Linked DNA regions of Homo sapiens: region 1 is linked to region 2. Evidence: chromatin contacts called from ENCODE Hi-C or POLR2A ChIA-PET data. All regions are on one chromosome and are shown on one strand. Each heading gives the region's core, a stretch centred on a gene start or an enhancer-like site at or near the end of the contact. The rest is flanking DNA. Distances are from core to core; before and after follow the strand shown. Region 1 overlaps MGARP (mitochondria localized glutamic acid rich protein). Region 2 overlaps ELF2 (E74 like ETS transcription factor 2).

What was found. A loop is a pair of places that touch in the nucleus more often than their neighbours do. ChIA-PET counts read pairs that join two places held with the same protein, here RNA polymerase II (POLR2A). Pooled maps may share reads with other maps.
Region 1: a loop to region 2 is called in a pooled map, with 4 times the contacts of the local background. The contact joins two enhancer-like sites. A Hi-C loop is called at or near these places in 1 of 37 single-sample maps with no recorded cell type and 3 of 50 pooled maps. POLR2A ChIA-PET finds 5 or more read pairs at or near these places in 3 of 52 experiments (CD4-positive, alpha-beta T cell, Panc1 and WTC11).

Annotation. Positions count from the first base shown.
Region 1 is chr4:139,265,428-139,268,127 of GRCh38, reverse strand. MGARP (mitochondria localized glutamic acid rich protein) reads left to right here. Exons shown (of 4, transcript NM_032623.4): 4 at 1,087-1,963. The coding sequence ends at 1,529. Among named protein-coding and RNA genes, the nearest start is that of MGARP, 13 kb to the left of the region's middle. RefSeq lists a silencer at 874-973 and enhancers at 1,114-1,443, 782-1,981. Within about 2 kb of position 1,432, at least 24 of the 41 ENCODE cell types and tissues checked have a DNase peak (open chromatin) inside an H3K27ac peak, as active enhancers do.
Region 2 is chr4:139,140,909-139,143,608 of GRCh38, reverse strand. The region is part of intron 1 of ELF2 (E74 like ETS transcription factor 2); the gene reads left to right. Among named protein-coding and RNA genes, the nearest start is that of ELF2, 35 kb to the left of the region's middle. Within about 2 kb of position 1,313, at least 2 of the 41 ENCODE cell types and tissues checked have a DNase peak (open chromatin) inside an H3K27ac peak, as active enhancers do.

The DNA of each region.
Region 1 (2,700 bases), core at 183-2,682, 120 kb before region 2:
TCCCCCTTCCCTCCACGGGCTCTCCCTCTGTCAACCAGGCTGGAGTGCAGTGGTGCAATCATAGCCTACTGCAGCCTTGAACTCCTGGGCTCCAGCAATCTTCCCATCACAGCCTCTCAAGCAACTAGGACTACAAGCATGCACCGCTACACCCAGCAAATTTATTTTTTATGTTTTGCAGAGACAGGGTCTCACTATGTTGCCCAGGCTGGTCTTGATCTCCTGGCCTCATGTGATCCCTCCTGCCTCAGCCTCCCAAAGTGCTGGGATTACAGGCATATGCCACTATGCCTAGCCACTTCTTGCTTTAAACCATACTTTTTTCCAAGCTATTATTATCAATTACTATGATCACTATTTAGGGATAGAGATATTAGGGGCTTATGAATCAGTTTTAACCTGTCATGACAATAATAAGAAACAGAATATCATCAATACATATTATTGAATATAATCATGCGGTTGTTTATAATACTAATAAGCATTTGCATAGAACTTTTTATTTTAATCCCCTTTTCATATACAGTATTTTAATTAATCTTTACAATAACCCTGTGCAGTAGATATTATCAATACCCTATTTTACAGATGACAAAAATGAGATTGAGAGAGGATTAGTGATTTCTGAGTCACCAGCTAGGAACTTGGCTACTCTTCCATGCTGTCTCATATGAAAGGTGAATAGGATAGCTACTTATTTTTGTATTCTTCATATTTGCCTAAGTAATATATTCAAGTGTGTTTTTTTTTAAGTTCAAAGAGTTTACAGAAAAGCAGATCCCCCATTTTCCCTCCAAGAGGCAACCAATAGAACCAGTTTCTTGGAATCCTCCTGGAGAGTTTTTGCAAATACAATTATCTAGGCATACAACTTACCCCCCTCCTGCTCCAACCTCATTTTGCCCTAACAATAGTAGCAGACTGTATACATTGTTCTTTTTTTGCTGTTTCACTTGAGAGTCTACCTTGAAGACTGTTACACATCAGTGCATGTAGTTCTGTCTTAGGTGTTTAAACGACCGCAGTGTTTCATTGCCTTCCCACGATCTTTAAATTAATACCTTGCTTAATGACTAATTCTTAAAGGTGAAAAGGAGAATGTTGCGGAAACTGAGAAAGCAAGTTCAGAAGCCCCAGAAGAACTTATAGTGGAAGCTGAGGTGGTAGATGCTGAAGAAAGTCCCAGTGCTACAGTTGTGGTCATAAAAGAGGCATCTGCCTGTCCAGGTCACGTGGAGGCTGCTCCGGAGACCACAGCAGTCAGTGCTGAAACCGGGCCAGAGGTCACAGATGCAGCGGCGAGGGAAACCACGGAAGTAAACCCTGAAACAACCCCAGAGGTTACAAATGCTGCCCTGGATGAAGCTGTCACCATCGATAATGATAAAGATACAACAAAGAACGAAACCTCTGATGAATATGCTGAACTAGAAGAAGAAAATTCTCCAGCTGAGTCAGAGTCCTCTGCTGGAGATGATTTACAGGAGGAAGCCAGTGTTGGCTCTGAGGCTGCTTCGGCTCAAGGCTAATCTCCAGCCGGTAGACATTTCAGCAACAAATGCCATAGGGTGTCTGATAAGTGCTTTTGTGTTTTTAGTACACTTAGTTTAAAAAAAAAAAGACTTATTTTCTAGAAAACGTTAATGGGTCTTGAAGATTTTTGGCATCCACTGATAGATTTTAGGACTGAGAGACTTGAGATTGTACATTTCTTACTACTCTTCTACTGTCTGAGATCAGAATATGACATTGCAGTAAAGAGCTTAAATAGTTTCATCTTTGGTTTTTTTTTCTAGACACTTTTCTTTTATCCCAGTCATCTCTGAATTTACATTTTATATTAAAGAAATTGAGCTATCCATACAACCTGTATTTACTTTAATTTCACTATGCTTTCAGCTTACTTTATTGTATGATATGTAGGTCTAAAATATAGTTTGAGTCAAATAAAATTAGAAAAGCTTTGGTGCTTCTACTTTTTTCACTAATATTTGCATGTACAAATAATACATATTAACATACAGGTACATAACATCACATGAGAAATGTAGGCTTTCGTAATATTATTGAAGAAAGAGCATATAATCTATGGAGAACCCTGCATGTAACAATATGTATGCCCTCTCCCATCTATAGTACTTACACAGGGGACTATGTAGATATTTTCTGTTTCAGTTCAGTTCAAACAATATTTATTGAAGATTAGCACTTTGTGCCAGGAATCTTTCATTCATTCACGTGTTCAACAAATATTAGCTGAGCACTTACAACATAATAGGTATTGTTTTAAGTGCTCCCGGTTTATATTCTAGAGTGGAACCAGGTAAGAAGACAAATGAGAAAATGATATAGTGTGTTAGGTACTGATAAGTGCTAAGGATAAAAGTAACGAAAATAAAAGGATTGTAAGTGTTAGTCTGAGGTGGAAGTTGTAATTTTAGATAGGATGGCCAAAAGAGGCCTTACTAGGAAGGTGTCTTTTGCGTAGAAACCTGAAAGATATATAAGGGACCATCTAATGGTAGGAGTTAGGGGAATCAGCCAGGTAAGGGAACAGAAAAGGGCAAAGGATCTAAAACAGGATCCTGCTGGGAATTTGAGGAATTGCGAGGTGGCCAGTGTGGCTAAAGTGGAGTGAAAAAGAGGGAGAGTAGCCAGAGATGGTCTCAGAGAGAAAGGGAGTGGGTAGGCAGGGTGGGC
Region 2 (2,700 bases), core at 64-2,563:
TTCACTGTGTTGGCCAGGCTGGCCTTGAACTCCTAACCTCAAGTGATCTTGGCCCACCTTGGCCTCCCAAAGTGCAGGGATTACAGATGTGAGCCACTGTGCCCAGCCAAATGTCCTGGTCTTTAATGTGTGGCTCTCAAAAGGGGAAAAAGAGTAAAATGGGGTTTGCTGGCCTTTTAAGTCCCCTAGAAGTGACTTCAGCCAGAGGGGGAGAAGCTTGCAACAGTGAAGGGAGGCATAACAATAATATCTACTCATTTCTTTGTGTGCTCCTCTGTGATCAGAAGCAATAATCAGTGATCAGAGCACAGATCTCTGATATTTGGAAAATAGTCCTTTTTGCTTACCATGGCCCTCACAAGTTGCATGCAGACTGTTCCAGGAACACATGCACAGCTGTCTACCCTCGAGTTGGGGGATGGGTGGTAGCTGATACTGTGCTGAGAGCTAGAATGACCGAAATTAACCACAGTTTATTGTTCAAGCCTTCCCTTGGAGGTTGTAAGCCTTTAGCCAGGGTTCCAAAATAGTTACATTAGGTAGATTCTGCCAGTGCAATTGTCTAGATAGGGATACAGATTCCTGGTGCATCCTACTCCATCATCTGAGAATCCTCCAGCCTGGATTCATTCTTGACTTCTTTCTTTCTCTCATAGCAGTCAATCCACATCAATTTTGCTTGCAAATGTCATCCTTTTATCTGCAAAATACATCTAAAGATTGATCACTTTTTTTTTTTTTTGAGACAAGGTCTCACTCTGTCGCCCAAACTGGAGTGCAGTAGAGAGATCTTGGATCACTGCAGCTTCAACCTGCCCAGCGTCCCGAGTAGCTGGGACAAAGGGGTGTGCCATCATGCTTGGCTATGATCACTTTTTCACTACCTCCAGAACTACCACTCTGGTCCCAGCCTGTATCACTTCTCATCTCATTATGGGTTTGTGCAAAAGTAGTTTGCATTACATTAAAAGTAATGGCAAAACTGCAATTACTTTTGCACAACATATATTATTGCAGCCTGCTAACTGACCCCCGTTTCTGCTGTTGTCCCCTTGTCTGTTCTCAACCCAGCATCTGAATGATCCTTATAATAATCAGATCATCTTTTTGTGTAAAACCTTTCTTCTCTCTGAAGTCAAAGTCCTTACAGGGGACCTACTTGGCTCCCTTCCCTTACCTTTCTGTCCTCTTCTTCAACTATTCTTTCTTCCTCTTGCTCACTTCACTTCAGCTGTATTGGGTCCCCTTGCCGGTCCTTTAACTAGTCAGGCATACATCCTCTTGAGGGTGTTGAATTTCTTTTGACTAGAAGGCTCTTGTGCCAGGCATTGCCACAACTCACTTCTACTTTTGGGTTTTTACTCATATGTCACTTTTTTAGTGAGTCCTTATCTGACCACTCAATCTGAATTGGCAGCTCTCCCTGCCAAATAATCCCTATCTCTTTGGTTAATTTAACTCCTTAGCCTTCATCACCATCTACAGGTATGGTGTACTATTTTATTTTTTTCTCTCTCCTCTGCAGTGTAAGATCCATAAAAACAGGGACTTTGCCTTTATTCACTACTGGACCCGGGCACCTAAAATTGTGCTATCATATAATAGTGCTCATTTAGTGTTTGTGTGATTGAATTAATGAATGGAGTGCTTGGGTTATCCTGGCATCAGTGCTTAGTATTTATGTATACCTTATCTAATTTCAATGAAGTAGAGGCAATAAAACATCTAGTAGACAAATCTGGAAGAGAGAGTTGAGTGAAGCTGTAGGAGTAGATTTCATAGCTTAGAAAGAGTGTAAAGAATCTGAAGAGAAAAGGACTAGGGATGGGATCCTGGAAACACCCGCCTGTAAGGGTTGACCAGAGAGCAGCACTGTCCTAAGACTTCACCAACTGGCAACAAAAGACCTGTGCTTTAAAGGTCCTCATATGGCCTTCCTCCAGCAGCTACAACCCTACCCATAGAGTGAAGACTTTGTGGGGGGCCAAGGTGACTAGACTAGTCTACCTGGTCTCTTTCTAGATCAGTCTTTGAATATTTGATCCTAGAATTTCCTGCCCATGTGTCCCTTCACAACTGTCTTCTCTGATTCTTTCCTCTCTTGACTGTACAACACATATGGGATCCCCTGTGTTTAAGGGATGGCCAAGGAGCAGCTGTTTGCAGTCATGTGACCAGAGCTTGGACCTGTAGGCTTTATATATGTGTGCATATGAAGTCCTTCGTATAAAGTGGAGCTAAAAGTGGGAAGAGAAAAGGAGTTGGCTGCAGACAAGGGGAAGGGGTATGGATTTTCCTTCCTATGTCCCTACGTAACATGAAGGGAACCTGAGAACTCAAAAATAGAACTTGGCCTTTCAGGTTATTATTAGTCAAGATAGAAGGATGGAATAATAATTTAACAGCTTGATTTAGAACTTTTAAAAATATTTAGACACATGGTATGTAGGCTTCCATTTGTATTCTTGTCCCAGGCCCCTTGAAAATGAGGGTTGAGCCTGCAAGGGGGAATTGAAAGGGAGTAGCCAGAGAGGGAAAAGATAAATTCAAGGTAGAGTTTCAAGAAGGGAGTGATTAACAGTGTCAGATGCTTCAGAGGCAGCAAGTCCTATGAAGACAGAAATGTATCCATTGGATTCTACAAGCAGAATTTAGTAAAAGTTTCAGTTGAGTGGGGATGGATGCCAAACTTTGATAGAA